Regions from separate parts of the Homo sapiens genome. Here all the other regions are linked to region 1. A link is a contact called in ENCODE Hi-C or POLR2A ChIA-PET data. All regions are on one chromosome and are shown on one strand. The core of a region is the stretch at or near the end of the contact, and the rest is flanking DNA. Distances in the headings are between cores, read along the strand shown.

Evidence for each region. Hi-C counts contacts between places; a loop is a spot of excess contacts on that map. ChIA-PET counts read pairs that join two places held with the same protein, here RNA polymerase II (POLR2A). Pooled maps may share reads with other maps.
Region 2: a pooled map shows a loop between it and region 1 (6-fold over the local background). The contact joins the promoter of TUSC2 here to the promoter of RBM6 in region 1. A Hi-C loop is called at or near these places in 1 of 37 single-sample maps with no recorded cell type and 7 of 50 pooled maps. POLR2A ChIA-PET finds 5 or more read pairs at or near these places in 5 of 52 experiments (Caco-2, GM12878, HEK293 and 2 more).
Region 3: a loop to region 1 is called in a pooled map, with 7 times the contacts of the local background. The contact joins the enhancer-like site here to the promoter of RBM6 in region 1. A Hi-C loop is called at or near these places in 6 of 50 pooled maps. POLR2A ChIA-PET finds 5 or more read pairs at or near these places in 3 of 52 experiments (AG04450, Caco-2 and naive thymus-derived CD8-positive, alpha-beta T cell).

Annotation. Positions count from the first base shown.
Region 1 is chr3:49,938,702-49,941,537 of GRCh38, reverse strand. RBM6 (RNA binding motif protein 6) reads right to left here and starts at 1,388. Exons shown (of 21, transcript NM_005777.3): 1 at 1,313-1,388. RefSeq lists a silencer at 958-1,157 and enhancers at 714-1,235, 1,298-1,357, 1,388-1,437, 1,468-1,527, 1,236-1,758.
Region 2 is chr3:50,326,861-50,329,683 of GRCh38, reverse strand. TUSC2 (tumor suppressor 2, mitochondrial calcium regulator) reads left to right here and starts at 1,461. Exons shown (of 3, transcript NM_007275.3): 1 at 1,461-1,730. The coding sequence starts at 1,585. RefSeq lists an enhancer at 1,217-1,326.
Region 3 is chr3:49,538,514-49,541,603 of GRCh38, reverse strand. No RefSeq gene overlaps it. Among named protein-coding and RNA genes, the nearest start is that of BSN-DT, 14 kb to the left of the region's middle. RefSeq lists a silencer at 1,412-1,641. Within about 2 kb of position 1,748, at least 24 of the 41 ENCODE cell types and tissues checked have a DNase peak (open chromatin) inside an H3K27ac peak, as active enhancers do.

The sequences.
Region 1 (2,836 bases), core at 139-2,638:
CTCCCAAGTAGCTGGGATTACAGGCATGTGCCACCATGCCCGGCTAATTTTGTACTTTTAGTAGAGACGCGGTTTCTCCATGTTAGTCAGGCTGGTCTCGAACTCCCCACCTCAGCCTCCCAAAGTGCTGGGATTACAGGTGTGAGCCACCAGGCTCGGCCTGGTAATAGAATTCTATAAGGAAAGGTGCTACAACTATCCAGAGAGACCTGGGACCTGTCCTGCAGGTTAGGTATCTAGTTAGATGCTAGTTTCTGAGACAAGGTTCAAATTCAACTTTTGTGTTTCACCAAAATGGTAACATATTATTTAGTTACTTTCTTCACTGCCAGTCCTACCATCACGCACCAGCTCTTGACACCTCTCGTTAGAGACCTCACAAATTCAGTAATGGTGACATATTTAAATCATTCACGCTGGTGGCATTTCTCAATAGGAAGGTGGAAACTAGCAAGCCGAGGGCACAATCCAGGGTTCAGAAAATGAACCAGGTGACCATGTCTGCATGTCTACTGAACTCCTTCACTTAAATCCGGCTACTCTGACCTTCACAAGCAAACCTGGAATATGCAAAAAATACAATTACGCTCACGGTTTATGTACCCTACGAAACAGGGCCCTTCCTTCAAAAAAAAAAAAAAAAAAAAGGCATTCCCAAAGTTGAACCCATTCGCCTAACGTCAATTCTAAAATAAAGAGAAAAACATCTATTTACACCGCTAATGGAATCTAAAGCGTGAATACGATAAAACATCCTTCTCCTTCATTGCCTAACGGGCGCAGAACCCACCAGACCACTCTCCCGCTTCCAGGTTCTACCGCCCCGACGACCGGGCTCGGAGCTCTTGTGCCCTCCGGTCCAGCGGAGCCTCCCTTGTGTCTGTCCAAGTCTGAGGACGAGGCTACGTGCTAAGCACAAGAGCTCCCTTCCTAGTGATGCCACAGAATTGGATCTGAAACAGGAAAACCGCAAGAACAGCCCGCTTACAGCTCCGAAGAGTAGGAGCACAGAGCCGCAACCACGCGCCGGCCCCAGCCTCACAGCTGGCCGCTCCGCGGCGGGACCGGTAATCTACTGCCGCGCCGGGCCCCGCCCCAGGCCCGCGACGGTTCCGGGGCGTTCCTGCCACGGGCGGCGCCTCCCTCATCTCACCGTTGCTTGGTCTTCTTCCCGAGCGAGGCCGCAGCCGCCCCGCGACACTGAAGCCACAGCTTTCAGGCTGCGCGGGCCTGCGATGTCTAGAGCGGGCCTGTCTGCTGGCTATTCCCTGGCAGGCTCTGGCACGCCTCCCCTCCAGTCCCGGGCCCTTACCTAGGCGGCGAAGCCTCCACGGCCCGCTCCTCCTTCTCCTCAGCCTCCGCCACCGACCCAGCGCCGCGGACACCGGAACTTCCTCCGCGCGGGGCCACTGCTACCACAAAGGCGCCGCGCCGCTGCCTTCAGCGCTCGGCCCGCTGGGAGATGAAGTACAGCTGCCGGTCCCGCAGACTCTTACTCCCGCCGTGCCCCGCGCGCAGGGGACTTGCCTTCTGGGGTGGGTCGTAAGAGCACGCTGTCCATCGCCATCCAATAAGAAGGCGCGCTTACCCGCCCTACTCCGCGTGACCTGCTGGGAGTTGTGGTTTGGCCTCTGCCCTGTGACACCTGGTCCTCTTGTGCTTTCCTCTCAGTTGATTGAGGCTTACAGTTTTTTGGTGGCTTGACTTTCCTGAGGTTTGCTCCCTGCCAGCAGCTCGGGTACGGCCCTGGCCTGCCTAGCTCGAGGCCTCCTTATTGTCCGTTAGTGTGAGAGAAATGGAAGGGAGCTTCTTCGGGAGTAAGTTTAAGCCATCTCCAGCTGGTTGGCGGGGCGCGGTGGCTCACGCCTGTAATCCCAGCACTTTGGTAGGCCGCGGCGAGTGGACCACCTGAGGTCAGGAGTTCTAGACCAGCCTGGCCAACATGGTGAAACCCCATCTCTACCAAAAATACAAAAATTACCCGGGCTTGGTGGCAGGTGCCTGTAATCCCAGCTACTCGGGAGGCTGAGGCAGGAGAATCACTTAAACCCGGGAGGCAGAGGCAGAGGTTGCAGTGAGCCGACACTGTGCCACTGCACTCCAGCCTGGACAATAGAGCAAGACTCCACCTCAGAAAAAAAGAAAGAAAGAAAAAGGCCGGGCGCAGTGGCTCATGCTTGTAATCCTAGCACTTTGGGAGGCCGAGGTGGGTGGATCACGAGGTCAGGAGTTCAAGACCAGCCTGGCCAAGATAGTGAAACCCCATCGCTACTAAAAATACAAAAAGTAGCCAGGCGTGGTGGCGCATGCCTGTAATCCCAGCTACTCAGGAGGCTGAGGCAGAGAATTGCTTGAACCCGGGAAGCACAGGTTGCAGTGAGCCGAGATCGCGCCACTGCACTGTTGCCTGGCAACAGCGCAAGACTCCGTCTCAAAAGAAAGAAAGAAAGAAAGAAGTTGGGCGCAGTGGCTCACGACTGTAATCCCAGCACTGTGGGAGGCCGAGGCGGGTGGATCACGAGGTCAGGAGATCAAGACCATCCTGGCTAACACGATGAAACCCTGTCTCTACTAAAAACACAAAAAATTAGTGGAGCGTGGTGGCGGGCACCTGTAGTCCCAGCTACTCAGGAGGCTGAGGCAGGAGAATGACGTGAACCCGGGAGGCGGAGCTTGCAGTGAGTCGAGATAGCGCCACTGCACTCCAGCCTAGGCGACAGAGGGAGACTGTCGCAAAAAAAAAAAAAAATTACCCGGGCTTGGTGGCAGGCGCCTGTAATCCCAGCTACTCGGGAGGCTGAGGCAGGAGAATCACTTAAACCCGGGAGGCAGAGAT
Region 2 (2,823 bases), core at 212-2,711, 390 kb before region 1:
ACAGGTGTGAGCCACCCTGCCCAGCCTGGACTCTTTATTATTATAGGCGCAGAGCTGCAGTTGCCCCTCATGGTGCCAGAAGTTGCCAAGGGTGATGGACAGGCTCCCAGGTGTCTTGCAAAGTCACCATGGACCAATTTGTGAAGATGTAGTATGCATACATACTTGGTCATCACTCAGCTCCCTGGGGCTCAGGTTGTGGTGGAGACAAAAATGGACTGCAGTTAGAACTTAGGGAAACTGGCTGGGCATAGTGGCTCACACCTGTAATCCCAACACTTTGGTTGGGCTAGGTGGGCAGATCACTTGAGGCCAGGAGTTCGAGGCCAGCCTGGCCAGCATGGCGAAACCCCATCTCTACCAAAAATACAAAAAAAATTTAGCTGGGCGTGGTGGTGGGCGCTTGTAGTCCCAGCTACTCAGAAGGCTGAGGCAGGAGAATCGCTTGAACCCGGCAGGCAGAGGTTGCAGTGAGTGGAGATCACACCACTGCACTCCGATAGAGCAAGACTCCAACTCAAAAAAAAAAAAAACGGCCGGGCGCAGTGGCTCAGGCCTGTAATCCCAGCACTTTGGGAGGCCAAGGCGGGTGGATCACCTGAGGTCCGGAGTTCAAGACTGCCTGACCAACATGGTGAAACCCCGTCTCTACTAGAAATACAAAAAAATTAGCCGGCATGGTGGCAGATGCCTGTAATCCCAAGTACTCGGGAGGCTGAGGCAGGAGAATCGCTTGAACCCTGGAGGCAGAGGCTGCAGTGAGCCGAGATCGTGCCACTGCACATTATCCTGGGCGACAAGAGTGAAACTCCATCTCAAAAAAAAAAAAAAACAAAACCATCCCTTCAACACACACACACCACGCTCTGGGAGAAGGTGTGGCATAACTCCTTCACCAAATACAGAGCTGCCACCGTGGACCAGACACTGCTCGTGATACCGAGGGTATAGCTGTTAACAATTCTTGCTTTCATTAAGCATGGACTCTGCTGGGTTTGAAAACACTGAATTCGAAGTTCTTCAGAACTGAATGTAACTATGTGAATCTGGCCAGTTCCTTAATTTTCTTTCAACTTGGTTAGTTCACATAAGCGTGGCAATCGCAAAAATACAGCTGTGAAAATAGAAGCCAGATGGGCACCCGGCGGTCTGGCCTTAGGCCCTGAAGTGCAGGTTTGAGGATTGGTGCTTGCGAAGTCCTGCTAGGCCTGAACTCAGGTGTTGGGGGACGTCAGAGCCGCCAAATACACCCAAAAGACCGGGAGGACTCACGGCCACCACTTTCCTCGGTGGGAGCTGTCCCAGCTGGTCAGATCGCGCTTGCTGGGACCTGGGATCTCGCAACGCATGCTGGGATGCCCAGCATCTAAGGGCGCCCATTGGTCCCGCCCCCACGACTTGAGCAACAGCCAATCAGAGGTGGCAGCGTGCGGAAGCGGAAGTGAGGTTTCCGTGGAGACAGCCGAGCCTGCGGAAGGCGGCGGCGGCGGCACCTGCGATCAGCGGCTGGGGCAGGTTATGGTAGTGCGGACTGCGGTGTGAGCAGAGCGGCCACGGGGCCCGCCATGCGCCGGCGGCCCTGACATGGGCGCCAGCGGGTCCAAAGCTCGGGGCCTGTGGCCCTTCGCCTCGGCGGCCGGAGGCGGCGGCTCAGAGGCAGCAGGAGCTGAGCAAGCTTTGGTGCGGCCTCGGGGCCGAGCTGTGCCCCCCTTCGTATTCACGCGCCGCGGGTAAGGGCATGGGTTCCACCCTGGCGGGGGGAACAGGCGGGCGGCCAGGCGTCCCGCGCCACGGGGGAACTTCCACCGCTGTACCCCACTACAGCCAAGCCAGGACGACCCCCATATTTTGAGCCTCATTGGAGCTGGGGGTGGAGAAAGCCGGGCAGTGGTCTCCTGGCGGCCTGGCCACTCTGAAAGTCTCCCTAGGGAAGAGTGGGCCTGAGGCTTGTCACTGGTCGGACCTTCCGCACGGTAAAGCTAAGCTAGGGCCTCCATAAGACCTCCATAAGATCTCTTCCTTTCATCCCTTCCGGCTCAGCCTGCATACTGAAGGGTCCTAGCCTCCCTTTCCCCCCCAGTTATTCCAAGGGGATAATAACCCTCTGTTTAGGCTGCTTTTCCTGACAGTAGTGGGGCTGAACCTTTGAGCGTAGTGGCTGGGAAAGCAGGGATAGGCCTCAGTATTGGGGGTGAGGCTGAGGAAAAAAGACCCTCACCCAGTTATGTTCTCCAGATCCAGAGCGCTGACCTACCCACCCAACCCCCAGCCCAGTCTCCCAGAGGCCCGCACAAGAGTACCAGATTGGCTTGGCTCTAGTGGGCTCCTGGAGATGGGCGCTCCCTGTGCTAGAGATTTGGCTGTAGACACCAGGAAGACCCAACAGTGGCAATTCACCAGCCACCTGGGGTGTGGGGTCAGGGGAGACGCAGCCTTCATTCCTTTGTGCTTCTTCCTAGCTTAGGCTTCTGCTATTTCAGTCTTTGACACTGGGCCAGCAGCATCTTCTGGAGTGAGACCAACATGCCCAGGCCACCACCCTGCCCACTCTAGAAGTCCTGGGTGAAGGCAAAGTCCTGATATTAGAATGGCTGCCCTTGCTGAACAAATCAAGGATGAGAACTGGCCTTGGTGGCTGCCTGGATGGTGTGCTCTGGTGTGGGCTCTCTTCTTGGGGGTCTGACATAGTAGCACTGCCCACCCATCACCTCACTTCCCACTTTCTTCTAGTAGACCCCAAACCCCAGGCAAAGGATTCTCCAGGCAGGCCAGGCACCGTGGCTCACGCCTGTAATCCTAACACTTTGGGAGATGAAGACGAGT
Region 3 (3,090 bases), core at 499-2,998, 400 kb after region 1:
GCCTGGCCAACATGGCGAAACCCCATCTCTACTAAAAATACAAAAAACTAGCTGGGTGTGGTGGTACACACCTGTAATCCCAGCTACTAGGGAGACTGAGGCAAAAGAATCTCTTGACCCTGGAAGGCAGAGGTTGCAGTGAGCTGAGATTGTACCACTGCACTCCAGCCTGGATGACAGAGCGAGACTCCGCCTCAAAAAAAAAAAAAAGAAAAAAAAAAAACGATTGCATTGAAGTTGGGGCTTGAAAGTGCCACTTTCCGGCCAGTAACTCAGTAACTGACATTATCCAGTTTGTACTGTGGCCAGGCCACGGTGCAGAAGAAAATTAACTGTTTAGGTTTTATAATGTCAGTAAGTCCCAACTGAACGTTGATTTTGTTGTTTTTGTTTTTGTTTTTGTATGACAGAGTTTCGCCCAGGCTAGAATGCAGTGGCGAGATCTCGGCTCACTGCAACCTCCACCTCCCGGGTTCAAGCGGTTCTTCTGCCCCAGCCTCTCGAGTAGCTGGGACTACAGGTGTGCACCACCACACCTGGCTAGTTTTTGCATTTTTAGTAGAGACGGGGTTTCACCATGTTGGCCAGGCTGGTCTTGAACTCCTAACCTCAGGTGATCCACCCGCCTTGGCCTCCCAAAGTGCTGGGATTACAGGCGTGAGCCGCTAGGCCCGGCCTCTCTCAAGACCTTTTGCAACGGAAGTGGGAAGTGATCCTAGACTACTGGCTCCAATTCCCTAGAAAGGGAGCTGGTCTGGCGTGAGCTCTGGACCATTTTGGCAGGCTCCAAACTTGGTTTTGCCCTCTATAGCCTAAGGATGCGACACCATGCGGACAGAAGACAACAGCACCCTCAGCCCTGGCCCTGGCCAGCTCCCAACTGGATGTCCCTGCTGTTCCAATGCATGCCTAGAGCTGTGAAGACTGCTTTGGGAAAGGTGTTTCCTGGGGTTTCAGGGTACCCCCACTCAGGGAAAGAGTAAGTCGCCAGCAGCCTCATCCCACGTCTGCTTCTAGTGCCAAGCAGGGGGACCCAATCACACAAGTGGAGGCACCTCATCTCCATCCAGTACCCTCCCAGATCTCACAGTACCCTATCAGGCTACCCCCTTTAGGCGGTGCCCTCAGGAGCTCTCTGGCTGGAGGAAGGAGAGACAGAGAGGCCCTGCAAGCGCTGAGCTCTATCTATACCGTGTGCAGGTCCCGCGCTGGCTCCGCGGGGCACGGGGCCTGGAGGCAGGCAAACGCTAAGGCGAGGGAGTACGCACAGGAGGGCTCCTTATTGGTTCCCCACCTCTGAATTAAAGGTTTGCTGACTGGGGTCTCGGTAGCGGAAGCCTGGGCCCCAGACTCGCCCCTCTTATTGCCTGCTCGCTTCCCTTGCCTAGGGAGAAGGGCACTGGCGAATCACAGGCTCCCCAGTTGCAGCTACACTCGCCCCGATGCCCTCAGGGACTGTGCGGCAGTGGTGGAGAGAAGACAAGTCTAGTTACACCACCAGCTAGCGGCCGCGCTCGGACTGGCTCCCCGCGGTTGGGCTACTCGCGGGCTTCGCCCCGCCCGCCCGCCGGCCCCACGGCCTTAGCCCTGCCCACAGCCCCGCTCGGCCCCGCGCTGCCGGAGATTTTCGTCCGCTCCCGAGCGGCCTCAGCTCGACCCACGGCCGGCCTCCGGAGGCTAGCGCTTTCCGGGAGCTGGCGGCGTTATTAGCCCCGCCCACAGCCCGACTCTTCAGCCCCGCCCACCGCTGGCGACTTAATCCTCTGGCGCCACCTCCTGGGAGGCCGCGGACACTGTCTCCCTCTTCGGCCCAGAGCTGCTCCTGGCAGTCCACTCTGCTGGGCTCACCTGGGGGGCATCTGGAGCCACTACCAAGGTTGGGAGCTCTCCCTATCCCCAGCCCGAACCTGCCCAAGGCCCTGCGTCTCGCCACACGGAGCCTTCACAGGGACATGGACAGAACAATTCGTCTGACCCGAACTGAGACTCTAGGATAATCGCCACCAAAACTGGGGGTAGTGGGGCTAACCAGGGCCCCAGCAACCCGGTCTTCATGCTGCCCATGCCCTAGGCTGTCCTTAGGAGGGCCCCTCCTGCAGGAGCACCCGAACTCCAGCTGATGGGAGCCCCCACTTTGAACCTCTTGCCGAACCTCCTCTAGATCTTCTAGGGTCCCCACAGGGAAATGGTACCCAGCATTTCTCCATAGGTGCTTCAAATAATTCTTTGCTGCTCTACAACAGGAACAGAATTTCATCATCAGAATTAAACCTGGCCGGGCACGGTAGCTCACGCCTGTAATCCCAGCACTTTGGGAGGCCGAGGTGAGTGGATCACCTGAGGTCAGGAGTTCAACACCAGCCTGGCCAACATGGTGAAACCTTGTCTCTACTAAAAATACAAAAATTAGCCGGCCGTGGTGGCGGATGCCTGTAATCCCAGCTACTCCAGAGGTTGAGGCAGGAGGATCGCTTGAATCCGGGAAGTGGAGGTTGCAGTGAGCCGAGATGGTGCCACTGCACTCCAGCCTGGCCGACAGAGCAAGACGCTGTCTCAAAATAATAATAGTAGTAGTAGTAATAATAATAATAATAATAATAATAATAATAATAATAATAATAAAACCTAAAGTGTTTGGGTCATATTTAGAACTGAACACGCCTCACACTAGCCACAAGACCCAGACCAATAACTCCCTTGCCCTCTCTGGGCCTCAGTGACTTTGCCTCAAGGTAGTTGTGAGGAAGGTGAGCAAAACAGGGAAAGAGTCACCAATGGATTTGGATTTTTAAGATATTGAAATCCCAGGCCAGGCGCGGTGGCTCACGCCTGTAATCCCAGCACTTTGGGAGGCCAAGGCAGGCGGATCACAAGGTCAGGAGATCGAGACCATCCTGGCTAAAACGGTGAAACCCCGTCTCTACTAAAAATACAAAAAAATTAGCCGGGCGTGGTGGCGGGCACCTGTAGTCCCAGCTACTCGGGAGGCTGAGACAGGAGAATGGCATGAACCCAGGAGGTGGAGCTTGCAGTGAGCTGAGATTGGGCCACTGCACCAGTCTGGGTGACAGAGCAAGACTCCATCTCAAA